5 separate regions of the Homo sapiens genome follow, and regions 1, 2, 3 and 4 are each linked to region 5. The links are chromatin contacts, found by Hi-C or POLR2A ChIA-PET in ENCODE. All regions are on one chromosome and are shown on one strand. Each heading gives the region's core, a stretch centred on a gene start or an enhancer-like site at or near the end of the contact. The rest is flanking DNA. Distances are from core to core; before and after follow the strand shown.

Region 1 (5,406 bases), core at 1,709-4,208, 380 kb before region 5:
GGCTTCCTTTCCCTTAAGAGCCCAGACCAGGGTCCCAGATTCCACCTGGGCCTAGCTGATCAGTCACGTTGAGCTGGGTAGGAGTGGGGAGCATCCCTAGAATAGGACTGGTATCTGCTCCCCCTACAAAGTTGCCAGGAAATACTCTCTTGCCTGTGTGTACCACATCAGCCTCTGCCCTGGTGACAAGGACTGTGCCTGCCTGCTGGCAGGGCTACCCAAGATGGGAGGGAGGCGGTGTGCGGGCGGGGCAGCAGGCGTGGTTCTGGCTGGGAGGGAAGGCTGGCAGTTGCCCAACCTGAGTCCCGTTGCCTGGACAAAGTCTCCCGCTACATGGGACAGGCGCCCAGAACTCTGAACTTACCACAGCTGGGCTCCCATCACCACCTTGCACCTGGATGGGAAAGGCATGGCTCAAGCCAGGATCCCTCCCCAGGCAGCCATGGCAGACTGGGTCATCAATATCAAGCAGAGCTTGGTCAGAGCCCTTTGCAGCACACTGCAGGGTCTTTACTCCCAACCTACATCCCCAACAAGAACCACCAGGAGGCTCTTGTTCTCCCTCCCCATCCTGACCTGGGGCACTCCTTTGGCCAAAACCCAGGAAGCCCATTTCACAGAGTAAGCAAAGGCCAGAAGGCCAGGACCCCAGGGTGAACTTCCCAGGCTAGAAAGTGCTAAGCCAGACCCTGCACCCCTGGCTGCTGCCAGCCCAGTGTGGGAGGAGTTACCAGGTCTCACTTGCCTTAGCCCAAAAGGTGAGCTGGGCTCCAAGGAGCAGGCCTGGTGGGATGGGGGACCCTTCTGGTGTCGGGACACAAAACTAGCCAGAAGCCCTGCGTTCCCCCAGCTCTATGGTCCAGTCTTGCATTTCCTCGGCCACCACAGTAACTGCAATCGCCTGGGGAGAGGCTGTCTAGAGACTCCTGGCTGGGCACTGGGAGGCAGCGGTACCGGAAGTGCCCTCCCCAGGCCCGTCGGGCAGCAGCAGCAGCAGCGACGGGCATTCCGCCGCGTCGACACCCACTCACTGCCGCTGCCGCACTCACAGCAGAGACAGGAAGAGGCAAGCGCCCAACGCAAAGCAGCCCAGGAGGCTGGGCCGCCGCCCCTTCCCGCCCCTTCTCTTCCTCCCTGAGGCAGCAGCGAAGCGGATGCCATTTTGAAACCTCCAAGGCTGTGCCCCGGAGGCCGGGTCCGCAGGGACAGTCAACAGATGGCCCATAATGGACATACATGCTGTTCCTCGGCCACAGGTCCAGCACGAAAAGCCCTGCTTTTCACAGCCTGGGAGCCCTATGACAGTTCTGAAGTCGAGGGGCCACACCCCCCCATGCACTTCTCAGCCTACAACGGTGCTGCGCTGTTGCAAGGGCCTCCCTCCCCCCAACTCTAAAACCCCCAAATCAAAATTAGACTGCCACTGGGCACCACACCTACTTCCAGTGGGAAGCTGGATGGGGACAGCCAGTAGGCCCACCGTCTTTGCAAAAGGCCAGCTGGGATGCTCAGAGGCACCCTGGCCCACCCCCAGCTGGCCCCTCAACTCCTCATTCAGCTAGTCCACCATCCCCCTTCACAGGGTCCCAAGATCCAACAAGCCCCCCAACTCTCAGAGGCTACATCCCAGGCCTTGCAGCCCAGAAGGGGTGTGGGCAGCCCAGCACCTACTAGCAGATCTCCTGGGCTCACCCGCAGGGGCAGCAATATGTCGGCTGTCTCACCACTTCCACTTCCCCCCACTCCTCTAGCAGCCACCATCTTTTCTGGCCTTGGAGGCGGCCACAACCCTAACTCCTCCACTCTCTCTCCTACTTCCCAGACTGGCCTTCGAAACTGGAAAACATAGAGCCTCCTTGGGAAGCCTGAGGCCTGGCCCCCTCCCCCAGCGTGACCAGTGGAGCCTCAATCCAGCCCCGTGGGGGTTCTGCATAAGGCAGCCTAGGCCCTCTCCAACCCAGGGCTCCCGCCTCCTAGCCCAGCCCACTTGGTGCAGGAAGGGTGGAGGGATCTGGGGAAGGCCAGAGTGTAAGAGGACTTAGGGGAGGATCAGCAGAGGGTTTCGGGAGTGATGCCTGCAGAGAAGGATCTGGAGGGCAGGAAGCAGGGAGCAGGGCTCGCTGAAGGGGTTCCAGCTGGAGATGGGGCTCAAGAGCAGTTTCCCACTCGAGAGGTTCCTTGGGTCAGAGTGCACAGGTGGAGGATACAGATTCCAGACTAGGGATGGGGCACAGAAGGAGAAGGAGGGAGTGGGTGGGGGGCCTGGCAGGGGCCCCGCGGGATGCTCATGCCCAATAGGAATAAAAGGCGCAGGTGAGGAAAACAAGCGGAGCCTGAGGGTTGGGGAACAAGTGGCGGGCATCCTGGGGGTTTGGGCAAAGTGTAGGGAAGGATGGCGGGGCTCTGAAGTTCTGTGAAGCTAGTTAGCAAGGGGGGATGGCCAAGCAGGGCACTGGACCGCGGGTGTTGGGGCACTGTTGACTGGATTTGGAGGTCTGGGGTCTGGGATGAGACAGGGGTCTGGTCTAGAGTCTGGGCAGGATCAAAGGTCTAGTCCAATCTAGAGTTTTCAACCCTGGTCCTGGCCCAGGTGTGGGGTCCCAGACAGCCCGGGTCTGGGAGTTTGAAGCCCTAGTCTGGGAGGTCAAAGTCCTTGTCTGGGGATTCGAGCTGGGAATCAAGGATCCCAGTGCGGGACGCGGCCTCACCCAACAGCAGCAACTTCACCTCCCGCGCCGCCTTCTCTCCGTCCTCCCGCAGGTTCTTGTCGATCATCTTAGAGCGCTCGGCCGCCGCCTTGTCCTCGGCGCTCACGGTGCAGCCCATCCCGCCGTCCGCCGGCCCGGCCGCCGCCCGGCCCCCACACGGCCCACGGCCCGGCTCGGCCCCGCCCGACCCACTCCGCTCCCACCACCAGCCCTCTGCGGGAAGCACTCGGGTCGGCAGTTCCGAGCGACTGCGGGAGGCGCCTTCCCTACCGCCGCGCACCGACGGCGGGGCGGGCCGGGGGTGGGGCCTGGGCGAACCAAGCCTGTGACTGGGCCGGGGCGGGCTTGCAGGCGGGGCCAGAGGAGATTAGAGGCTGTTGATTGGCTCGAGGGCGGAGCGAAGGGGGAAGTTAGGCGCAGCCCAGGCTCGGGCCTGGGCTGCAGGCGGGGCCACGCGGAGAAAAGGCAATAGGGGTGGTTCCAAACCCCGGGACCCGGCACTGGGCGGGCTGCAGGCGGGACCGGGCTGTGATTGGGTGCGGAGCGCCGGGAGCTCTGTTGCTGGACAGCCGGGAGGGCGGATCTGTTAACCCGAGGGTGGGGATCCGGTGCCCTCGAGGGCAGAGCAGGAACCAGCCCTCTGAGCTTCTGCGAGTTGGGCGAGTTAGGTGGAGGAGGCGTGTCTTTGTCATTTGTTAAAGTTAATGAGTCCAGTAAACTTGTTTTGGGATCTACGAACTCGGGAGCCTTTCTGGACTGCGGTTTTCTCAGTCTTAAGGCGGGTTTACCGCCTTCTCCCTCTGGGTTGCAGCTAGTCGAAAAAGGAAAAAAAAAGGCCGGGCGCAGTGGCTCACGCCAGTAATCCCAGCACTTTAGGAGGCCGAGGCGGGCAGATCACTTGAGGTCAGGAGTTCTAGACCAGCCTGGCCAACATGGTGAAACCCCATCTCTACTAAAAATACAAAAATTACCCGGGCGTGGTCGTGGGCGCCTGTAATCCCACCTGCTCAGGAGGCTGAGGCGGGAGAACTGCTTCAACCCGGGTGGCGGAGGTTGCAGTGAGCCGAGATCGCGCCATTCATTGCACTCCAGCTTGGGCGACAGAGCAAGACTCCGTCTCAAAAAAAAAAAAAAAAATTGGTTTCCATCTTTACACCTTTGCCTAGGCTGTCTCCTTTAGCTGGGTGGCTTCTCATATCCATCCTTCCCCAATCTACCGGGAGGCATTCTTCGGCAGGCAGCCATCCTGGACTCCAATCTGGGACCAGGCAATCAGGACCCAAGGGAGAAAGGGAGAGAGGATGAGAGGGTGGAGAGGGAGGAAGAGAGGAGGGCGGGCAGGCAGGGTGAGGGGGTTGGGAGGGAAGAAAGAGGAAGAAGTTGCCACTGGACTTCTAGAAACAAAAGTGGCCATGATCTTATGACCTGTCTCTTCCATGGCCTGTCCACGTCTGGAGGTGGCCATGATCCCACATCCCACCCTCCTGTGGCCTGTCCCCACTGGGCAATGGCTGCAACCCTATGGCCAGGCAAAGGTGGGGTGGAAGCAGCAGTGTTTCTAGCTGAACATTTCAAGTCTTTCTGATCCTGTGCTCCAGGAGCAGCCCAGAGCCCCACCCTCGATTGGACATTTGAAGGGTCTGCCAAAAATTAACCACGAAGGCATTTTGTGTGACCCCAGTGCCATGAGGCTAGGAGGCCCCAGCCCAAAGGGAAGGCCCCTGAAGCAAGACAGGGTGCTTGCCACCAACAGCCCGGTGTTTAGCATAAACCCCTTCCTTAGAACCTTGGTACACATTTTGGCTGGGCATGGTTGCTCATGCCTATAATCCCAGCAACTCTGGGAGGCTGAAGCAGGCAGATCTCTTGAGGTCAGGAGTTCGAGACCAGCCTGACCAACATGGAGAAACCCTGTCTCTACTAAAATACAAAAAATTAGCGGGGTGTGGTGGTGGGCACATGTAATCCCAGCTACTTGGGAGACTGAGGCAGGAGAATCACTTGAACCCAGGAGGCGGAGGTTGCAGTGAGCTGAGATCATGCCATTGCACTCTAGCCTGGGCAAGAGTGAAACTCCATTTCAAAAAAAAAAAAAAAGACCGGGCACGGTGGCTCACGCCTGTAATCCCAGTACTGGGAGGCCGAGGCGGCAGATCACGAGGTCAGGAGATGGAGACCATCCTGGCTAACACGGTGTATTTTGTACTAAAAATACAAAAAATTAGCCGGCGTGGTGGCGGGCGCCTGTAGTACCAGCTACTCAGGAGGCTGAGGCAGGAGAATGGTGTGAACCCAGGAGGCGGAGCTTGCAGTGAGCTGAGATTCTGTCTCTGCACTCCACCCTGGGTGACAGAGCAAGACTCCGTCTCAAAAAAAAAAAAAAAAAAAAAATCAGCTGGGCGTGGTGGCACGTGCCTGTAATCCTGGTTACTCAGGAGGCTGAAACAGGAGAATCACTTGAACCTGGGAACTGGAGATTGCAGTGAGCTGAGATCACACCACTGCACTCTACCCTGGGCAACAGAGCAGGACTCCGTCTCAAAAAAAAAAAAAAAAAAAAAGAACCTTGTTACACATTTTGTTCCAGCTCCCAATCCCCAGGCTGGCTGTTCTCCCTGGAGTGTCTGCATATCCCTATCTGAATGTCTCTCTTGTTGAGGGGTCATTGGCCTGGAAGTCCTCCAATGACTCCCTCAGG
Region 2 (4,924 bases), core at 975-3,474, 470 kb before region 5:
AACAGCGAAGTAGCTTGCTCCCTGTGTCCACCTGTGGGTGTAGCCAGGTATGGCTCTGCACCCCTCTGCCCTCATTACTGGGCCTTAGTGGGCCAGGGCTGCCCTGAGAAGCTGCTCCAGGCCTGCAGCAGGAGTGGTGCAGACAGAAGTCTCCTCAATTTTTGTCTCAGAAGTGAAAATCTTGGAGACCCTGCAAACAGAACAGGGTCATGTTTGCAGGGGTGACGGCCCTCATCTATGAGGAAAGGTTTTGGATCTTGAATGTGGTCTCAGGATATCCTTATCAGAGCTAAGGGTGGGTGCTCAGAATAAGGCAGGCATTGAGGAAGAGTCTTGGTTTCTCTCTACAGTGCCAACTCCTCACACACCCTGAGGTCAGGGAGTGCTGGCTCACAGTACAGCATGTGCCTTAATGCTTCATATGAGGAGGATGTCCCTGGGCCAGGGTCTGTGTGAATGTGGGCACTGGCCCAGGTTCATACCTTATTTGCTAATCAAAGCCAGGGTCTCTCCCTCAGGTGTTTTTTATGAAGTGCGTGAATGTATGTAATGTGTGGTGGCCTCAGCTGAATGCCTCCTGTGGGGAAAGGGGTTGGGGTGACAGTCATCATCAGGGCCTGGGGCCTGAGAGAATTGGCTCAATAAAGATTTCAAGATCCTCCTGCTGTTGGAATCTTTTATACATATAAAGTTTTTGTAGAGACATGAGTCTCTCTGTGTTGCCCAGGATCCTCCCAACTTGGCCTCCCAAAGTGTTGGGATTACAGGTGTGAGCCACCCTGCCCAGCCTGGACTCTTTATTATTATAGGCGCAGAGCTGCAGTTGCCCCTCATGGTGCCAGAAGTTGCCAAGGGTGATGGACAGGCTCCCAGGTGTCTTGCAAAGTCACCATGGACCAATTTGTGAAGATGTAGTATGCATACATACTTGGTCATCACTCAGCTCCCTGGGGCTCAGGTTGTGGTGGAGACAAAAATGGACTGCAGTTAGAACTTAGGGAAACTGGCTGGGCATAGTGGCTCACACCTGTAATCCCAACACTTTGGTTGGGCTAGGTGGGCAGATCACTTGAGGCCAGGAGTTCGAGGCCAGCCTGGCCAGCATGGCGAAACCCCATCTCTACCAAAAATACAAAAAAAATTTAGCTGGGCGTGGTGGTGGGCGCTTGTAGTCCCAGCTACTCAGAAGGCTGAGGCAGGAGAATCGCTTGAACCCGGCAGGCAGAGGTTGCAGTGAGTGGAGATCACACCACTGCACTCCGATAGAGCAAGACTCCAACTCAAAAAAAAAAAAAACGGCCGGGCGCAGTGGCTCAGGCCTGTAATCCCAGCACTTTGGGAGGCCAAGGCGGGTGGATCACCTGAGGTCCGGAGTTCAAGACTGCCTGACCAACATGGTGAAACCCCGTCTCTACTAGAAATACAAAAAAATTAGCCGGCATGGTGGCAGATGCCTGTAATCCCAAGTACTCGGGAGGCTGAGGCAGGAGAATCGCTTGAACCCTGGAGGCAGAGGCTGCAGTGAGCCGAGATCGTGCCACTGCACATTATCCTGGGCGACAAGAGTGAAACTCCATCTCAAAAAAAAAAAAAAACAAAACCATCCCTTCAACACACACACACCACGCTCTGGGAGAAGGTGTGGCATAACTCCTTCACCAAATACAGAGCTGCCACCGTGGACCAGACACTGCTCGTGATACCGAGGGTATAGCTGTTAACAATTCTTGCTTTCATTAAGCATGGACTCTGCTGGGTTTGAAAACACTGAATTCGAAGTTCTTCAGAACTGAATGTAACTATGTGAATCTGGCCAGTTCCTTAATTTTCTTTCAACTTGGTTAGTTCACATAAGCGTGGCAATCGCAAAAATACAGCTGTGAAAATAGAAGCCAGATGGGCACCCGGCGGTCTGGCCTTAGGCCCTGAAGTGCAGGTTTGAGGATTGGTGCTTGCGAAGTCCTGCTAGGCCTGAACTCAGGTGTTGGGGGACGTCAGAGCCGCCAAATACACCCAAAAGACCGGGAGGACTCACGGCCACCACTTTCCTCGGTGGGAGCTGTCCCAGCTGGTCAGATCGCGCTTGCTGGGACCTGGGATCTCGCAACGCATGCTGGGATGCCCAGCATCTAAGGGCGCCCATTGGTCCCGCCCCCACGACTTGAGCAACAGCCAATCAGAGGTGGCAGCGTGCGGAAGCGGAAGTGAGGTTTCCGTGGAGACAGCCGAGCCTGCGGAAGGCGGCGGCGGCGGCACCTGCGATCAGCGGCTGGGGCAGGTTATGGTAGTGCGGACTGCGGTGTGAGCAGAGCGGCCACGGGGCCCGCCATGCGCCGGCGGCCCTGACATGGGCGCCAGCGGGTCCAAAGCTCGGGGCCTGTGGCCCTTCGCCTCGGCGGCCGGAGGCGGCGGCTCAGAGGCAGCAGGAGCTGAGCAAGCTTTGGTGCGGCCTCGGGGCCGAGCTGTGCCCCCCTTCGTATTCACGCGCCGCGGGTAAGGGCATGGGTTCCACCCTGGCGGGGGGAACAGGCGGGCGGCCAGGCGTCCCGCGCCACGGGGGAACTTCCACCGCTGTACCCCACTACAGCCAAGCCAGGACGACCCCCATATTTTGAGCCTCATTGGAGCTGGGGGTGGAGAAAGCCGGGCAGTGGTCTCCTGGCGGCCTGGCCACTCTGAAAGTCTCCCTAGGGAAGAGTGGGCCTGAGGCTTGTCACTGGTCGGACCTTCCGCACGGTAAAGCTAAGCTAGGGCCTCCATAAGACCTCCATAAGATCTCTTCCTTTCATCCCTTCCGGCTCAGCCTGCATACTGAAGGGTCCTAGCCTCCCTTTCCCCCCCAGTTATTCCAAGGGGATAATAACCCTCTGTTTAGGCTGCTTTTCCTGACAGTAGTGGGGCTGAACCTTTGAGCGTAGTGGCTGGGAAAGCAGGGATAGGCCTCAGTATTGGGGGTGAGGCTGAGGAAAAAAGACCCTCACCCAGTTATGTTCTCCAGATCCAGAGCGCTGACCTACCCACCCAACCCCCAGCCCAGTCTCCCAGAGGCCCGCACAAGAGTACCAGATTGGCTTGGCTCTAGTGGGCTCCTGGAGATGGGCGCTCCCTGTGCTAGAGATTTGGCTGTAGACACCAGGAAGACCCAACAGTGGCAATTCACCAGCCACCTGGGGTGTGGGGTCAGGGGAGACGCAGCCTTCATTCCTTTGTGCTTCTTCCTAGCTTAGGCTTCTGCTATTTCAGTCTTTGACACTGGGCCAGCAGCATCTTCTGGAGTGAGACCAACATGCCCAGGCCACCACCCTGCCCACTCTAGAAGTCCTGGGTGAAGGCAAAGTCCTGATATTAGAATGGCTGCCCTTGCTGAACAAATCAAGGATGAGAACTGGCCTTGGTGGCTGCCTGGATGGTGTGCTCTGGTGTGGGCTCTCTTCTTGGGGGTCTGACATAGTAGCACTGCCCACCCATCACCTCACTTCCCACTTTCTTCTAGTAGACCCCAAACCCCAGGCAAAGGATTCTCCAGGCAGGCCAGGCACCGTGGCTCACGCCTGTAATCCTAACACTTTGGGAGATGAAGACGAGTGGATTGCCTGAGTTCAGGAGTTCGAGACCAGCCAGAGCAACATGGCAAAACCCCGTCTCTACTAAAATACAAAAAATTAGCAGGGTGTGGTGGTGCATGTCTGTAGTCCCAGCTACTTGGGAGGCTGAGGCAGGAGAATTGCTTGAACCCAGGAGGCAGAGGTTGCAGCAAGCTGAGATCGCGCCACTGCACCTCCAGCCTGGGCAACAGAGTGAGATTCTGTCTCGAAAAATTTTTTTTAAAAAAAGGATTCTCCAGGCATATTATCCTCTTTTCTTCCCACTTGGGGTTGGGAAGACCACAGACTTCCCCGTGACCTGTGACATTTGCCATGCCCAGGTGTGGGGCTCCAGCCCAGCCTGTTTCCTTCTCCCTCTACACAGCTCTATGTTCTATGATGAGGATGGGGATCTGGCTCACGAGTTCTATGAGGAGACAATCGTCACCAAGAACGGGCAGAAGCGGGCCAAGCTGAGGCGAGTGCATAAGAATCTGATTCCTCAGGTGAGGGGCTGGGCAGCGGTCACAGAGCCTACACTAAGCGTGTGGAGGTGGACCCAGATGGGATCTGTTGTCATGGTGGGGGCTTTTGCGGGGGGATCTGGGAGGAACAAGGAAGCTTCCTGAAGTAGAGGCCCTGAGCTGACCCTTACTAGCCTCTGTTTCCATGGCAGGGCATCGTGAAGCTGGATCACCCCCGCATCCACGTGGATTTCCCTGTGATCCTCTATGAGGTGTGACCCTGGGAGGTGGCAGACAGAAGCACCCCCTGCCCCGGCAAGAAACTCCCAGGCTCAATCAAGGTGTGGCTTCCATTGAGGAGCCCAGGCTGGGGCCACAACCCTGAATAAACTCTGTTGGCCCATAACCTTCAGCTGTGAGCGGGTCGGTCCCACAGTATTGGTTGGGTGTTGGTTTGTGTGTGGACAAGAGGTGGTTGGTGGGTGGTGAAGGCTAATGGCAGAGTTAGCACCCCACTCTCCCAAGCCACCCCTGCAAGCAGCACAGCAGGGCATATACCAGTCAGGAATGCCCGTTACCTGGTTCCTTGCCTGGTCTGCTTTCTTCCAAGTTTGCCTGGGGCCTAGCCCTGCTAGAGGCTACAGCACTTTACAAGCAAGGTATGCTTTCTTCCAGCCCCTAGGCTGTGGGCACTGTATACAAGTAGGAACTTCCTTTCCTTCACTTCCCTTTTAACCCCTAGTCAGAGCATTTCAGCCGTTTGCTACCTCGATTCCTCCTGTGTTGGACAGAGGCTGGGGGCAGTGCCAGCCTGATTCTTCCGACCTACCTGCCATTTGTTCCCGCCTTCAGATGGATGGACAGTTTGCTGGCTAT
Region 3 (4,960 bases), core at 427-2,926, 440 kb before region 5:
CAGGATGAGCTGGAGCACAGCCTGGGGGAGAGTGCGGCCCAGGGGGCAGCTGGAGTGGTGCTCTGGGTGAGCTGGGAAAATACAAGAACCAAGGTGAGCTTAGGCCTGGCATGAGGGTGGGGGTGGGGGAGGGGTGGGGCCATTAAGCTGACGGGGTAGACCCTGACTTACCCTTTCTACCTGCAAAGTCCTGGCTGACCAGCAGGTGAGTGCCTCAGTGCCCTGGGTGGGTCCATACATGGCCATGGTGTCCCTGACGCTATCCTCCCTTCCCACCTAGGAATCATGTCAGGCCATCAAGGAGTATATGGACACTACACTGGGGCCCTTCATCCTGAACGTGACCAGTGGGGCCCTTCTCTGCAGTCAAGCCCTGTGCTCCGGCCATGGCCGCTGTGTCCGCCGCACCAGCCACCCCAAAGCCCTCCTCCTCCTTAACCCTGCCAGTTTCTCCATCCAGCTCACGCCTGGTGGTGGGCCCCTGAGCCTGCGGGGTGCCCTCTCACTTGAAGATCAGGCACAGATGGCTGTGGAGTTCAAATGTCGATGCTACCCTGGCTGGCAGGCACCGTGGTGTGAGCGGAAGAGCATGTGGTGATTGGCCACACACTGAGTTGCACATATTGAGAACCTAATGCACTCTGGGTCTGGCCAGGGCTTCCTCAAATACATGCACAGTCATACAAGTCATGGTCACAGTAAAGAGTACACTCAGCCACTGTCACAGGCATATTCCCTGCACACACATGCATACTTACAGACTGGAATAGTGGCATAAGGAGTTAGAACCACAGCAGACACCATTCATTCCATGTCCATATGCATCTACTTGGCAAGGTCATAGACAATTCCTCCAGAGACACTGAGCCAGTCTTTGAACTGCAGCAATCACAAAGGCTGACATTCACTGAGTGCCTACTCTTTGCCAATCCCCGTGCTAAGCGTTTTATGTGGACTTATTCATTCCTCACAATGAGGCTATGAGGAAACTGAGTCACTCACATTGAGAGTAAGCACGTTGCCCAAGGTTGCACAGCAAGAAAAGGGAGAAGTTGAGATTCAAACCCAGGCTGTCTAGCTCCGGGGGTACAGCCCTTGCACTCCTACTGAGTTTGTGGTAACCAGCCCTGCACGACCCCTGAATCTGCTGAGAGGCACCAGTCCAGCAAATAAAGCAGTCATGATTTACTTAGCTGTTTACTGAGCGCCTAAAATGTCCAGGCCCCGGTATCCAAAGGGCACAGGAAAGGCTTGTCACTCTCACCAGATCTGACGTCAGTCTAAGGGCGGCTGCTTCCCAGGGTGGGGCCCAAATTTCAAGAGGAAGCCCCACCTGATCGGACCGTTTCCAAGCTGTCCTGGGGCAGGAGGCCGGCGGGAACCGAAGCTAGACTTGTCAGAGCCTGGGGCGGGGCTGGCGGAGGCAGAGCCAGCTGGAGGCGGGGCCTGCGCCTGGCTGAAGTGACGTGCTGGGCTGGGGCAGGGCCTGGAAGAAGCCAAATCGAGGCGGGACCTAAGCTGTGACGCAAGGAGAAGGAGGAGGGGCCTGTATGGGGCCGGGTGGGGAGGAGGCGGACTCAAATGGAGATGGGGTGGGGCTCAGCAGGGGCGGAGCCAGGGTAGAGACTGAGTCGGCGCCTGGCGGGTGTTGTGACGCGCAAACCAGGGGCGGGTTCTAAGCGGCGACGCGCGGGTGCTGGGAGGCCTTAGAACGCCGTGGCGTGCCGCAGGACGCGACGGCTGCAGAACATCCGCCGCACCGCTGGGGGCCAACGTTGTCGGACCGAGGAGTCCGAGGTGGCGACTGAGTGAGATACCCAGCTGTGCGGAGCTAGGACGCGGAACATCCCAGAGGCCAGCATCAACATGTCAGTACCGCACCCTTCCCATTTGCTGCCTGTAGGTCCACCCCGCGCGTGCGGTCCCCAAGTGGCCATGCCACCCTGCACGCCCTCCCCGCGTCAGTCGTTCGTTTCCAGACCATGCCGAGCCACACCTGCCCACAGAGTCGAGCTCTCGAAGTCCTCATTCCCAAAAGCTCCACAGCCTGTGACCCACTAGGAGGGAGGGGGAAACCGAGGCCCGGGAGAGACGGAGAAGCCACTCTCTGAGGACCCCGGAGCCCCGCCCACAGTGGGTGGGGTCGGCACTGAAGGGGTTAAGGCCGCGGGGAAGCCCCGGGCTCAGCCCTAGGGGCGGATCCTGGGGCTTCCTCCCTCTAGACCAAAGGGTGCGGCTGCTGCAGAGGTGGCTGATGCAGGTGAGGGGCTTACAGCCCTGTGAATGGTGTGGGAGGTGAGGGGAGGGGGGTGCCTGTTACTGACCAGTGTTTAATTGGCCTCAAGCTCAGGAGAGGTAAGGGGAGCCAGGAGGCCCCCTCTGGAGCAGGTGAGTAGAAGGAGGGGGCTCAGCTGCCCGCCCACGACTAGAAAACCCCCAGCATAGACCTGCCGGACGGCAGGACCTTGGTTAAGATGGGAAAACAGTAGGGTTTGGGCACAGGAGGTCTGGGCCCCCAACCTGGTGACCGTTGGACACCCTGTGGATATAGGAAGGAAGCTGTGGTCCTTATCTAGGGTGCCTGCGAAACTCAAGCCAGTGGGGAACCAAGCCTGCAGAGGCAATACTGCTGTGTGACTGTGGGCCAGGCCCAGTGCTGGTGCTGCTGGGGCCCCATCTGAGGAGACAGTTGGGTCTATATCCAAAGTGTCCTGAGATGGGCAGAGTTGGGAAGGGGGCCATGGGCTCCAGGTGGGGAAGGCAGTCAAGACAGGCCAAAGCTCAGCCTGATGGGTGCATGAGTGGGGCCCCAGGATCCACTAAGGCAGTGGGCATAGCCCAGGTAGTTGAAAAGGCTGGGAGCTGGAGGAGACTCGGAACATAGGGAGAAGAAAGGGACAGGAAGACTCCCGGGCAGTTTTTCCTATGGAGGGAACCTTGGGTAGGTTTGAGCAGGGGGTATAGTGTCTGCTTTGCATCTTCTATCCCATGCCCTAGTGGTGGACTAGGAGGACTACTGGAAGACAGAAGGCCAGCAAGTAGATTGGGTCGGCTGTTTTATAGACCTGGTGGTTACAGACCCCCTGTGAGGGGAGGTCCTGAGGAGGACAAATTTGTAGCCAGAGCAGGCTGGGGCCAGGACTCCTAGGTTCTGCCCCAGCCTTAAGCAGCTCATCCATCACTCCCAGCCTCCCTCCAATGTGGGGTAGACACCTGGATCTATCTGCCCTGCTCTATAGGGGATGGGTCTCTTCCAGGTCACCTGTGCTATCAGGTGAGTGTGGGACAAAGTGCAGCCCACCACTCCCCAGTTCCAGTATGCATGGTCCCCCCTGCACTCTGTCAGCCCTTCCCTGCTCCAACCCCACCCTCCCTCCTGGCACAGCCCAGCATGGCTGTTATCTACAGGAGGAGAGCCACTGTGGTCTGAAGAGATGCTACTGCCTGGAGACTGGGGTCTTAACCTCCAGCCTGGCACTGAGCCACCTGCAACCTAGCAGCAGGTGACCTTGGCTCCCAGCCTGACTCAGCTGAACCTGGATCCTGTGCATAGGCAAGAGCTGACTCTGAGCCCTGGCCCAGCCAAGCTGACCCCTACACTAGACCCTACACACCGGATGGAGCTGATCCTGAGTACCAGCCCAGCTGAGCTGACTCTGGATCCTGCGTGCCAGCCAAAGCTGCCCCTGGATTCCACATGCCAACCAGAGATGACCTTCAATCCTGGTCCAACTGAGCTTACCCTGGATCCTGAACACCAGCCAGAGGAGACCCCAGCTCCTAGCCTGGCTGAGTTGACCCTGGAGCCTGTGCACCGCCGACCCGAGCTCCTGGATGCTTGTGCTGACCTCATCAATGATCAGTGGCCCCGCAGCCGCACCTCCCGCCTGCACTCCCTGGGCCAGTCCTCAGATGCCTTCCCCCTCTGCCTGATGCTGCTAAGCCCCCACCCCACACTTGAAGCAGCACCCGTTGTGGTGGGCCATGCCCGCCTGTCACGGGTGCTGAACCAGCCCCAGAGCCTCTTAGTGGAGACAGTGGTGGTGGCCCGGGCCCTGAGGGGCCGTGGCTTTGGCCGCCGCCTCATGGAGGGCCTGGAGGTCTTTGCTCGGGCCCGGGGCTTCCGCAAGCTGCATCTCACCACCCATGACCAGGTGCACTTCTATACCCACCTGGGCTACCAGCTGGGTGAGCCTGTGCAGGGCCTGGTCTTCACCAGCAGACGGCTGCCTGCCACCCTGCTTAATGCCTTCCCCACAGCCCCCTCTCCCCGGCCACCCAGGAAGGCCCCAAACCTGACTGCCCAAGCTGCCCCAAGGGGTCCCAAGGGACCTCCATTGCCACCACCCCCTCCCCTACCTGAGTGCCTGACCATCTCACCCCCAGTTCCATCAGGGCCCCCTTCAAAAAGCCTGCTGGAGACACAATATCAAAATGTGAGGGGGCGCCCCATATTCTGGATGGAAAAAGACATCTGAGGCCATCCAGGGCAAGGAACTGTCTTTCTGGTTCAATAGACTGCCCCGACAGTCTACAAGCCTCAGCCCACTGACCATACCTCAGCCCCTAGCCCCTGGGGGGCAGCTTTAACCTGGGCATGTTTCCTGGGTACCAGTGGGGCCAGGAGGTGGCTCTGGCTCAGAGCCGTCAGTGTGGCTGAATAAAGGCTCTCTTGGGTATGGCTGTGACAGTTTATTTGTTGATCCCCCTACCCTCACCTCTCACCTCTTCTGCAGGTCCCTTATCCCTGCAGAAGTCTCCAGATCCACCTTGGCCCTGAGGCCATTGATGGGAGGATGCCTGTCCTTTGCCTTTACCCCCCACCTGGCTCAGGAGACAGGGTGGCTGTTTTCTTCCCCATTCACTCATTACCATTCACTGAGCACCTACTGTGTGTCAAGCCCTGGACGGGACATAGGCAATGGGTAACTAGACAAACAGGCATACAGTAGCAGGATCC
Region 4 (5,167 bases), core at 454-2,953, 320 kb after region 5:
AACTAGCTGGGTGTGGTGGTACACACCTGTAATCCCAGCTACTAGGGAGACTGAGGCAAAAGAATCTCTTGACCCTGGAAGGCAGAGGTTGCAGTGAGCTGAGATTGTACCACTGCACTCCAGCCTGGATGACAGAGCGAGACTCCGCCTCAAAAAAAAAAAAAAGAAAAAAAAAAAACGATTGCATTGAAGTTGGGGCTTGAAAGTGCCACTTTCCGGCCAGTAACTCAGTAACTGACATTATCCAGTTTGTACTGTGGCCAGGCCACGGTGCAGAAGAAAATTAACTGTTTAGGTTTTATAATGTCAGTAAGTCCCAACTGAACGTTGATTTTGTTGTTTTTGTTTTTGTTTTTGTATGACAGAGTTTCGCCCAGGCTAGAATGCAGTGGCGAGATCTCGGCTCACTGCAACCTCCACCTCCCGGGTTCAAGCGGTTCTTCTGCCCCAGCCTCTCGAGTAGCTGGGACTACAGGTGTGCACCACCACACCTGGCTAGTTTTTGCATTTTTAGTAGAGACGGGGTTTCACCATGTTGGCCAGGCTGGTCTTGAACTCCTAACCTCAGGTGATCCACCCGCCTTGGCCTCCCAAAGTGCTGGGATTACAGGCGTGAGCCGCTAGGCCCGGCCTCTCTCAAGACCTTTTGCAACGGAAGTGGGAAGTGATCCTAGACTACTGGCTCCAATTCCCTAGAAAGGGAGCTGGTCTGGCGTGAGCTCTGGACCATTTTGGCAGGCTCCAAACTTGGTTTTGCCCTCTATAGCCTAAGGATGCGACACCATGCGGACAGAAGACAACAGCACCCTCAGCCCTGGCCCTGGCCAGCTCCCAACTGGATGTCCCTGCTGTTCCAATGCATGCCTAGAGCTGTGAAGACTGCTTTGGGAAAGGTGTTTCCTGGGGTTTCAGGGTACCCCCACTCAGGGAAAGAGTAAGTCGCCAGCAGCCTCATCCCACGTCTGCTTCTAGTGCCAAGCAGGGGGACCCAATCACACAAGTGGAGGCACCTCATCTCCATCCAGTACCCTCCCAGATCTCACAGTACCCTATCAGGCTACCCCCTTTAGGCGGTGCCCTCAGGAGCTCTCTGGCTGGAGGAAGGAGAGACAGAGAGGCCCTGCAAGCGCTGAGCTCTATCTATACCGTGTGCAGGTCCCGCGCTGGCTCCGCGGGGCACGGGGCCTGGAGGCAGGCAAACGCTAAGGCGAGGGAGTACGCACAGGAGGGCTCCTTATTGGTTCCCCACCTCTGAATTAAAGGTTTGCTGACTGGGGTCTCGGTAGCGGAAGCCTGGGCCCCAGACTCGCCCCTCTTATTGCCTGCTCGCTTCCCTTGCCTAGGGAGAAGGGCACTGGCGAATCACAGGCTCCCCAGTTGCAGCTACACTCGCCCCGATGCCCTCAGGGACTGTGCGGCAGTGGTGGAGAGAAGACAAGTCTAGTTACACCACCAGCTAGCGGCCGCGCTCGGACTGGCTCCCCGCGGTTGGGCTACTCGCGGGCTTCGCCCCGCCCGCCCGCCGGCCCCACGGCCTTAGCCCTGCCCACAGCCCCGCTCGGCCCCGCGCTGCCGGAGATTTTCGTCCGCTCCCGAGCGGCCTCAGCTCGACCCACGGCCGGCCTCCGGAGGCTAGCGCTTTCCGGGAGCTGGCGGCGTTATTAGCCCCGCCCACAGCCCGACTCTTCAGCCCCGCCCACCGCTGGCGACTTAATCCTCTGGCGCCACCTCCTGGGAGGCCGCGGACACTGTCTCCCTCTTCGGCCCAGAGCTGCTCCTGGCAGTCCACTCTGCTGGGCTCACCTGGGGGGCATCTGGAGCCACTACCAAGGTTGGGAGCTCTCCCTATCCCCAGCCCGAACCTGCCCAAGGCCCTGCGTCTCGCCACACGGAGCCTTCACAGGGACATGGACAGAACAATTCGTCTGACCCGAACTGAGACTCTAGGATAATCGCCACCAAAACTGGGGGTAGTGGGGCTAACCAGGGCCCCAGCAACCCGGTCTTCATGCTGCCCATGCCCTAGGCTGTCCTTAGGAGGGCCCCTCCTGCAGGAGCACCCGAACTCCAGCTGATGGGAGCCCCCACTTTGAACCTCTTGCCGAACCTCCTCTAGATCTTCTAGGGTCCCCACAGGGAAATGGTACCCAGCATTTCTCCATAGGTGCTTCAAATAATTCTTTGCTGCTCTACAACAGGAACAGAATTTCATCATCAGAATTAAACCTGGCCGGGCACGGTAGCTCACGCCTGTAATCCCAGCACTTTGGGAGGCCGAGGTGAGTGGATCACCTGAGGTCAGGAGTTCAACACCAGCCTGGCCAACATGGTGAAACCTTGTCTCTACTAAAAATACAAAAATTAGCCGGCCGTGGTGGCGGATGCCTGTAATCCCAGCTACTCCAGAGGTTGAGGCAGGAGGATCGCTTGAATCCGGGAAGTGGAGGTTGCAGTGAGCCGAGATGGTGCCACTGCACTCCAGCCTGGCCGACAGAGCAAGACGCTGTCTCAAAATAATAATAGTAGTAGTAGTAATAATAATAATAATAATAATAATAATAATAATAATAATAATAAAACCTAAAGTGTTTGGGTCATATTTAGAACTGAACACGCCTCACACTAGCCACAAGACCCAGACCAATAACTCCCTTGCCCTCTCTGGGCCTCAGTGACTTTGCCTCAAGGTAGTTGTGAGGAAGGTGAGCAAAACAGGGAAAGAGTCACCAATGGATTTGGATTTTTAAGATATTGAAATCCCAGGCCAGGCGCGGTGGCTCACGCCTGTAATCCCAGCACTTTGGGAGGCCAAGGCAGGCGGATCACAAGGTCAGGAGATCGAGACCATCCTGGCTAAAACGGTGAAACCCCGTCTCTACTAAAAATACAAAAAAATTAGCCGGGCGTGGTGGCGGGCACCTGTAGTCCCAGCTACTCGGGAGGCTGAGACAGGAGAATGGCATGAACCCAGGAGGTGGAGCTTGCAGTGAGCTGAGATTGGGCCACTGCACCAGTCTGGGTGACAGAGCAAGACTCCATCTCAAAATAATAATAATAATAATAATAATAATAATAATACAAAAAATGAGCCAGGCGTGGTGGCACACACCTGTAGTCCCAGCTACTTGGGAGGCTGAGGCAGGTGAATCGCTTGAACCTGGGAGGCGGAGGTTGCAGTGAGCCAAGATGGCACCACTGCACTCCAGCCTGGGTGACAGAGCGAGACTCCGTCTCAAAAAAAAAAAAAAAAAGGAAATCCCAGCGCTTTGGGAGGCCAAGGCGGGAGGATCACTTACTTGAGGTCAGGAGTTCGAAACCAGCCTAGCCAAGATGGCGAAACCCCATCTCTACTAAAAAAAATACAAAAATTAGCTGGGTGTGGTAGCACGTGCCTGTAGTCCTAGCTACTTGGGAGGCTGAGACATGAGAATCGCCTTAACCCCGGAGGCAGAGGTTGCAGTGAGCCAAAATCACAACACTGCACTCTAGCCTGGGCCATAGAGCAAGACTTTCAAAAAAAAAAGAAAAAAAGAAAAAAAGAAATAGGCCGAGTGCAGTGGCTCATGCCTATAATCCTAGGACTTTGGGAGGCTGAGGTGGGTGGACTGCCTGAGCTCAGGAGTTCGAGACCAGCCTGGGTCACATGGTGAAACCCCATCTCTACTAAAATACAAAAAATTAGCCAGGCGTGGCAGCATGCACCTGTAGTCCCAGCTACTCAGGAGGCTGAGGCAGGAGAATTGCTAGAACCCAGGAGGCGGAGGTTGCAGTGAGCTGAGATTGTGCCACTGCACTCCAGCCTGGGCGACAGAGCAAGACTCAGTCTCTAAAAAAAAAAAAGAAAAGAAAAGAAATAGAGAAATGAAGCTCACTCTTGAAAGACTGATGCTTGAATTGGGCCTTCTTTGCTTTAGGGGAGCTAGGAAAGGGCCTCTCCTAGGAGCTTGTTCAACCTGTGGGCAACAAGGGGAGGCGAGGCTGTGGGCTACAATGAGGTAAGTAGTGTGGAGCCTCCAGCCCCCCCAAGACTGGTGGTATTCTTTTCTTTTTTTCTTTTTTTTTTTAGACAGAGTCTCAGCGTTTCGCTCTGTTGCCCAGGCTGGAGTGCACTGCAGTGGTGCAATCTCAGCTCACTGCAAGCTCCACCTCCGTGATTCATGCCATTCTCTTGCCTCAGCCTCCCGAGTAGCTGGGACTACAAGCGCCCACCACCACGCTCAGCTAACTTTTTTATATTTTTTAGTAGAGACGGTTTCACCATGTTGGCCAGGATGGTCTCATCTCCGGACCTCGTGATCCGCCTGCCTCGGCCTCCCAAAGTGCTTGGGATTACAGGCGTGAGCCACCGCGCCCGGTCCCAAACTGGTGGTAGTATTCTAGAGGCCAGGCTGGCCTAGACACACCACAAGATTTTCCAGCTAACAGCCCTTATCCCAAGACTAGCTCAAAGATCTAGGCCTAAGGCAGTGCCTTTATGACAAGAGAAAATGCAGATTCCTCTAGCATTTTCTAGAGACCAGCACTGTCTCCAAGCCAGGCCAGAGTCATTCCAAGTCAGAGGAATGTGGGAAGGCAGATTCCTGTAGGTCTGATGTTCCTTCTTTCCTACTCTCCTGTCTACGACCCTCTAACCCCAGCTTAAAAGACCTGAGCAGTCCTCATCCAAATCAAGGAACAGGGATCTGGCAGGAGTGCCAGGGGTCAAGGGTCTGCTGGGCTAAACAGCGGATACTACCCCATCCCCCAAAAGAGGCAGGGCAGAGCTGAGGCCAGAGGTCCTTCTGGCCTTAATGTTCTCTGCCAAGACCAAGTATTCCCTTACTTGAATTCAGAACAGTGAGTCCACTCATTACCCAGTGGCTTCAGGTTAGATGTTAAGCAAAAGTTCCTGAGGTCAAGAGAATAACGACGGGGTCATTTCCTGGGCCCCTGCTGCTAGGCCTAGGGAGTGAAGTGTGTGCTGGGGACAGCCTTTCCTGGCACTTAGCATGGTGCACATTCAGGTCCTAACTCCAAGTAGTTGTTGGACCTTCAACAACCCCCCCACCCTGGGAATCAGCTCTTATCTGCAATATCGGACCAGCCTCTGTGGGTCTTTGAGCAGAGGAGCAGGGGTCATGGTAAGGAGCCAGGGATGGCAGAGTTGAGCCCAGAAGAGGCACCAGTT
Region 5 (5,281 bases), core at 221-2,720:
TGTGTGCCTACTGAACCTGGCAAATAAACATCACCCTGCAAAGCCTCTGGCCACCCTCTCGCCTTTGCTTCCTCTGTCCTACTGGGGAGGAGCCCCTGGAAGGCAGTGGGGAAGGGAGAGGCTGGGAGCAGGTTCACAAGTAGTGGCTGGGAGTAGTAGTGAACAGTGCCCTGTGGATTTCTTGGGCTGAGGGTGAAGATCATCCTCACCACAGTGTATTCCTCAATGGTGGTGGTGGTGGGGGTCCTCTGAACTCTAGAAATCCATGTGAGTAGTGGGTCTTGGGCTGCATTTGGACCAAGGAATACTCCCTGGGCTGAGAGCTCAAGTAAGGGCTGCTGTTTTTGACTCCTGTTGACCGAGGAGCCTTACTCTTGATTTAGGCATAGAGCTGGAATCTACCTGGGCCAGCCACCGCAAGGACAGACCCTGCTCATAGCCAAAGATAGCTTCCCTGAGCTAGGGAGAGGGTGTAGGGTGAGCAATGCACAAAGATTCTATGCTGCTCTGTGTTGATTCCTTCTTTCTGTGAACACCTGTGCTTTCCACCTATGCCCCAAATGAAATCTCACTCTGGGTCTATTTCAGCTGGAGCAGATCAGCTTTATATTATGGGACTATGCACAGGGTTTCTTCTGGGTAGAGGGAGTAACACTGCCACAGATACTAAGCCTAAAAACCCAAAAGTTGACTTACTCCAGCCCAGGTGGGCCTGGGTGAACTCACCAGGGATGCTGCTCTCTGGGAGGACCTCAAAGATAACCTCCTCAAAGATAACTTCTCTGATGTGGGAATAATAAAAAGGATTTGTTAGTCTCTAGTCTTTGAAGCATCTGGGCCTCCAAAATTCCAACCCTACTACAGTCTCAAGCATAACTGATCCTCCTGAGAGCTAAGAGCTAAAGTCAGGGTACTGGCCCTAGTGTCTCCAAACTCAAGGATAGTCATATCTTACTTGGATGAAGCCAAGGTTGGCCTGGGGTGACCTGAGGGACTGGGGCCTATGTGTCCATCTTTCTAGAATCGCCCGGAACTGAGGACTGAGAGGGTAGGGTATTGTGGTCTATGGGAACTACAGACCATAGCGCATGGTCCATCACTGTCCAGAGCCCAAGGGACCCATCGGGACCATTGTTCTATTCCCTTGCGGCTGCGGTTTTCTCTGCCTTGGCCCAGCCTGCCTCGCGCCAGCTCTGGCATGGGACCACAATGCGCTGCCTTGCCCTGGAAAAGGGTCCAGCTGGCAGCCTCGCTGCTCCCCGCCTTGATATAATGCTGCGCTCTCAAGTGGCAGGTCGAGTCTCCCCAGAGGACGCCTGAGAGCGACCGCGCTCCGCCCAGGATTCTCTACGGCCTCGGGGCCGCTAAGCCCCGCCCATAGTTCCGCCCATCCGAGAATTTGTCCAATCCAGGCGAAGTATTCACGCTCCGCCCAAAGTTTTGTGTTGTCACTTCCGGCCCGCTCCAGGAAGTCGTGCTGCGGAGCCAAATTTGAAGCAAGCGGAGGCGCGGGGGCGCGTCTACGAAGCCGGACCTGTAGCAGTTTCTTTGGCTGCCTGGGCCCCTTGAGTCCAGCCATCATGCCTATCCGTGCTCTGTGCACTATCTGCTCCGACTTCTTCGATCACTCCCGCGACGTGGCCGCCATCCACTGCGGCCACACCTTCCACTTGCAGTGGTGAGTGACTGCAGTGTTGGGGCCCGGTGTTTGCCCGGGTACCGCTTCAGGGCCTTGAGGTGTTGGGCCTCCAGGCGGTCCAACCCCGGAATCCAGACAAGTGATGAGAACCTTCCTCCTAGACGAGGCCCCACGGGAGCTTCCCAACCTGGGCAGAAGTGGGTCAGGACAGGCTTTCTGGTAGAGGTGATAGCTGAGCTAAGCCTGAGGGGGACTAAGATGGCTCAGTGAAGATAGATGCTTCCTTGATCACCTATACAAACAGATGTGATTTCAAAACCGTTAGCCTGGGCAAGGGTGAGCTTTCACCACATCAACAAGTCCTTTTATTTCTTCCAGATAGAAACCTGCTAGGCTTCTGGCTACCCAAGAGAGTTTGCTGTGCCTTACTTGATGGTTTGGAATTATTCTACCCAGAGTCATCTCACTGTCCAGACACCCCAATGTATTCGCCATGTCAGCAAACCCGTTTAACATGGGGAAGGCAAGGAGATGCTCCCCTATCCAGGGGTCCTGCTGACCGTGTAGGGCCATTCTGTTGAGTGTACAGCTAGTGGGGAAAGATTCCCCTAGCAGATGTGGACAGGCCGGTTTGGACCTCCTAGCAAAAGAGATAAGGCAGCGTTACCCCTGGGAATGGTGGGTGATAATAATCACAGGGTCTTGTGGGGCTAAAGGCCCTAGGAAGCAGAAAGGCAGGCATGACACTGATGGCTGCTGGCTTACTTGCAAAGCTTTGTTTAGGCCTGTGTTGCTGACAGCCTGAGCCCCATGCTGAGGGAGCCACTGCTGTTTGGTTAGACTAGAAATTAAGCTCGCCTCTAAGCGTACTCTATTTTCTGTTTGCCTACTCTATTTTCTTCTATCCTTTTACTTTATTTATTTATTTTTATTTTATTTTATTTTTGAGATGGAGTCTCGCTCCTGTCGTGTAGGCTGGAGTGCAGTGGCGTGATCTCGGCTCACTGCAACCTCCACCTCCTGAGTTCAAGTGATTCTCCTTCCTCAGCCTCCCAAGTAGCTGACATTACAGGCGTGCGCCACCACGCCCAGCTAATTTTTGTGTTTTTCATAGACAGGGTTTCTCCATGTTGGCCAGGCTGGTCTCGAACTCCTGACTTCAGGTGATCCACCCACCTTGGCCTCTCAAAGTGCTAGGGCCTATCCTTTTACTTTAAACTTTTCTGTGTCCTTGTGTTTTACATGTATCCCTTGAAACAGCATTTATTTCTTTTTTTGTATATTAAAAAGTACTTTAGCTTACTGCAAAGATCTTTATTTTATTTTATTTTGAGACAGGGTCTCACTCTGTTACACAGGCTGCAGTGCAGTGGTGCCATCTCGGCTCACTGCAGCCTCTACCTCCTGGGCTAAGGTGATTCTCCCATCTTAGCCTCCCAAGTAGCTGGGACTACAGGCGCCTGCCACCATGCTTGACTATTTTTTTTTTTTTGTATTTTTAGTAGAGATGGGGTCTTGCTATGTTGCCCAGGCTGGTCTTGAACCCCTGGACTCAAGTAATCCACCCACCTCTGCCTCCCAAAGTGCTAGGATTACAGGTGTGAACCACCGCACCCAGCCTTGGAAAACAACATTTAGTTGGACTTTTAAAAATCCAGTCTGATAATCTTTGTATTTAACTGGACCATTTAGTCTACTTAAAATTGTTGCAATTACTGATTAAATAAAGAGTAAACATATTGTCTTTAGTCGATTCTGTTTTGCCTTGCCTATTATATCTTATTGTCTCCTTTCTTGCCTTGGTAGGAATTGGTTAAATATTCTGTATTTCTCCATTTTTCCCTCAGTTAGTTGGGTCGTTATATACCCCATTTCCATTTATAAGTGGTTATCCTAGAAATTAAGGTATGTATCCTTAACTTACCAATTTCAAGGTTAATCAACACCTTTCTCATTTTCCCAGGCAACTCAAAGAGCTTAGAATACTAACATTCTTTTCCCACTTCTACGTTATTGTTGAATATTTTAATTGTGTGTATGTGTGGTATTTTTTTCGTTGGTGTTATTTTTGAGACAGAGTCCTGCTCTCTTGCCCAAGCTGGTCTGCAGTGGTACAATCTCTGCTCACTGCAGCCTTGACCTCCTGGACTCAAGCGATCCTCCTGCCTCAGCCTCACAACTAGCTGGGACTACAGGTGCATGTCACCATGCCCAGCTAATTTTTGTTTTTTGTAGAGACAGGATTTCGCCATGCTGCCCAGGCTGGTTTGAAACTCCTGTACTCAAGTGATCCACCCTCCTTGGCCTGCCAAAGTGCTGGGGTTTACAGGCATGAGCCACCACGACCGGCCAATTGTATGTTTTTAAGTAAAGTTTTTGTTTGGAATAATTTTTTTTTTTTTTTGAAACAGGATCGTGCTGTGTCGCCCAGGCTGGAGTTTATAATTGTTTCTTCTTGCAGGATTGAACTTTTTTTAAATGTTCTTCTTTGTCCTTCTTTGTCTCTTGTAACTTTAATTCAAAGTCTGTCTTGCCTAATTTTTTTTTTGAGATGGAGTCTCGTTCTGTGGCCCAGACTGGAGTGCAGTGGCGCAATCTTGGCTCACTGCAACCTCTGCCTCTTGGGTTCACGTGATTCTCCTACCTCAGCCTCCCGAGTAGCTGGGATTACAGGCACACACCACTGTGCCTGGCTAATTTTTTTTGTATTTTTAGTAGAGGCAGAGTTTCACTATGTTGGCCAGACTGGTCTCAAACTCCTGACCTCGTGATCCGCCCACCTCGGCCTCCCAAAGTGCTGGGATTACAGGCGTGAGCTACCGTGCCTGGCCTATCTTGTCTAATTTAAAGTCCATTTTATCTGCTATTAGTATAGCCACTTCAGCTGTCTTTTGGTGACTGCATGGTATATCTTTTTTCATCTGTTTTATTTTATTTTATTTTATTATTGTTTTTAGAGACAAGGTCTCGCTATGTTAGCCAGGCTGGTCTCAAACTCCTGGCCTAAAGCAATCCTCCTGCCTTGGCCTTCCAAAGTGCTGGGAATACAGGTGTGAGCCACCACACTCGGCCCTTATCCAACTTCTAGCTTCCGTTGTAGCTATTGAAGTCAGATTTTAGTTTATCAGTTACTCCTTTAAGCATACTTTGGAACTTTATCCTCAGACTCTCATTACCTTTAGAATTTTCTCTGATTTTGGCTTTCTGCAGTTTTGGTATAGTGTATCCAATATGAATTTCTTTTTACCTTTTTCTTTTCTTTTTTTTTTTTTTGAGACAGAGTCTTGCTCTGTTGCCCAGGCTGGAGCACAGTGGGACAATCTCAACTCACTGCAACCTCCACCTCCCTGGTTCAAGCAATTCTCCTGCCTCAGCCTCCCGAGTAGCTGGGACTAAAGGCACGTGTCATCATGCCCGGCTAAATTTTGTACTTGTAGCAGAGACAGGGTTTCACCATGTTGGCCAGGCTGGTCTCGAACTCCTGACCTCAGGTGATCTTCCCACCTTGGTCTCCCAAAGTGCCGGGATTACAGCCATGAGCCATTGTGCCTGGCCGAATTTCTTTTTACAAATTCTGCTCGGGATTCATTAGATTTCTTTAACGTGTAGAGCAATTTCTTTCTTTCTTTCTTTTTTTTTTGA

Evidence for each region. Hi-C counts contacts between places; a loop is a spot of excess contacts on that map. ChIA-PET counts read pairs that join two places held with the same protein, here RNA polymerase II (POLR2A). Pooled maps may share reads with other maps.
Region 1: a map of B cell shows a loop between it and region 5 (22-fold over the local background). The contact joins the promoter of GNAI2 here to the promoter of TRAIP in region 5. A Hi-C loop is called at or near these places in 1 of 168 maps with a recorded cell type or tissue (B cell), 2 of 37 single-sample maps with no recorded cell type and 10 of 50 pooled maps. POLR2A ChIA-PET finds 5 or more read pairs at or near these places in 3 of 52 experiments (B cell, H1 and activated B cell).
Region 2: a loop to region 5 is called in a map with no recorded cell type, with 15 times the contacts of the local background. The contact joins the promoter of TUSC2 here to the promoter of TRAIP in region 5. A Hi-C loop is called at or near these places in 1 of 37 single-sample maps with no recorded cell type and 6 of 50 pooled maps.
Region 3: a pooled map shows a loop between it and region 5 (9-fold over the local background). The contact joins the promoter of NAA80 here to the promoter of TRAIP in region 5. A Hi-C loop is called at or near these places in 2 of 37 single-sample maps with no recorded cell type and 9 of 50 pooled maps. POLR2A ChIA-PET finds 5 or more read pairs at or near these places in 3 of 52 experiments (A673, GM10248 and activated CD4-positive, alpha-beta T cell).
Region 4: a loop to region 5 is called in a map of dorsolateral prefrontal cortex, with 4 times the contacts of the local background. The contact joins the enhancer-like site here to the promoter of TRAIP in region 5. A Hi-C loop is called at or near these places in 3 of 168 maps with a recorded cell type or tissue (dorsolateral prefrontal cortex, ovary and sigmoid colon) and 20 of 50 pooled maps. POLR2A ChIA-PET finds 5 or more read pairs at or near these places in 1 of 52 experiments (CD4-positive, alpha-beta T cell).

The regions. Positions count from the first base shown.
Region 1 is chr3:50,233,756-50,239,161 of GRCh38, reverse strand. GNAI2 (G protein subunit alpha i2) reads right to left here and starts at 2,958. Exons shown (of 9, transcript NM_002070.4): 1 at 2,709-2,958. The coding sequence starts at 2,826. RefSeq lists enhancers at 28-637, 1,146-1,225, 3,080-3,690, 3,691-4,301 and a silencer at 2,751-3,210.
Region 2 is chr3:50,325,523-50,330,446 of GRCh38, reverse strand. TUSC2 (tumor suppressor 2, mitochondrial calcium regulator) reads left to right here and starts at 2,224. Exons shown (of 3, transcript NM_007275.3): 1 at 2,224-2,493; 2 at 3,970-4,090; 3 at 4,261-4,924. The coding sequence starts at 2,348. The coding sequence ends at 4,326. RASSF1 (Ras association domain family member 1) reads left to right here. Exons shown (of 6, transcript NM_007182.5): 6 at 1-659. RefSeq lists an enhancer at 1,980-2,089.
Region 3 is chr3:50,296,121-50,301,080 of GRCh38, reverse strand. It overlaps NAA80 (N-alpha-acetyltransferase 80, NatH catalytic subunit), which reads left to right and starts at 1,676. Exons shown (of 2, transcript NM_001200016.2): 1 at 1,676-1,868; 2 at 3,409-4,679. The coding sequence starts at 3,618. The coding sequence ends at 4,478. It overlaps HYAL3 (hyaluronidase 3), which reads left to right and starts at 1,676. Exons shown (of 4, transcript NM_003549.4): 1 at 1,676-1,868. HYAL1 (hyaluronidase 1) reads left to right here. Exons shown (of 4, transcript NM_033159.4): 3 at 4-93; 4 at 281-1,188. The coding sequence ends at 598. RefSeq lists an enhancer at 1,943-2,082.
Region 4 is chr3:49,536,392-49,541,558 of GRCh38, reverse strand. No RefSeq gene overlaps it. Among named protein-coding and RNA genes, the nearest start is that of BSN-DT, 15 kb to the left of the region's middle. RefSeq lists a silencer at 1,367-1,596 and an enhancer at 3,803-4,303. Within about 2 kb of position 1,703, at least 24 of the 41 ENCODE cell types and tissues checked have a DNase peak (open chromatin) inside an H3K27ac peak, as active enhancers do; they include dorsolateral prefrontal cortex and ovary, where a contact is called at or near this core.
Region 5 is chr3:49,852,753-49,858,033 of GRCh38, reverse strand. TRAIP (TRAF interacting protein) reads left to right here and starts at 1,470. Exons shown (of 15, transcript NM_005879.3): 1 at 1,470-1,678. The coding sequence starts at 1,581. CAMKV (CaM kinase like vesicle associated) reads left to right here. Exons shown (of 11, transcript NM_024046.5): 11 at 1-45.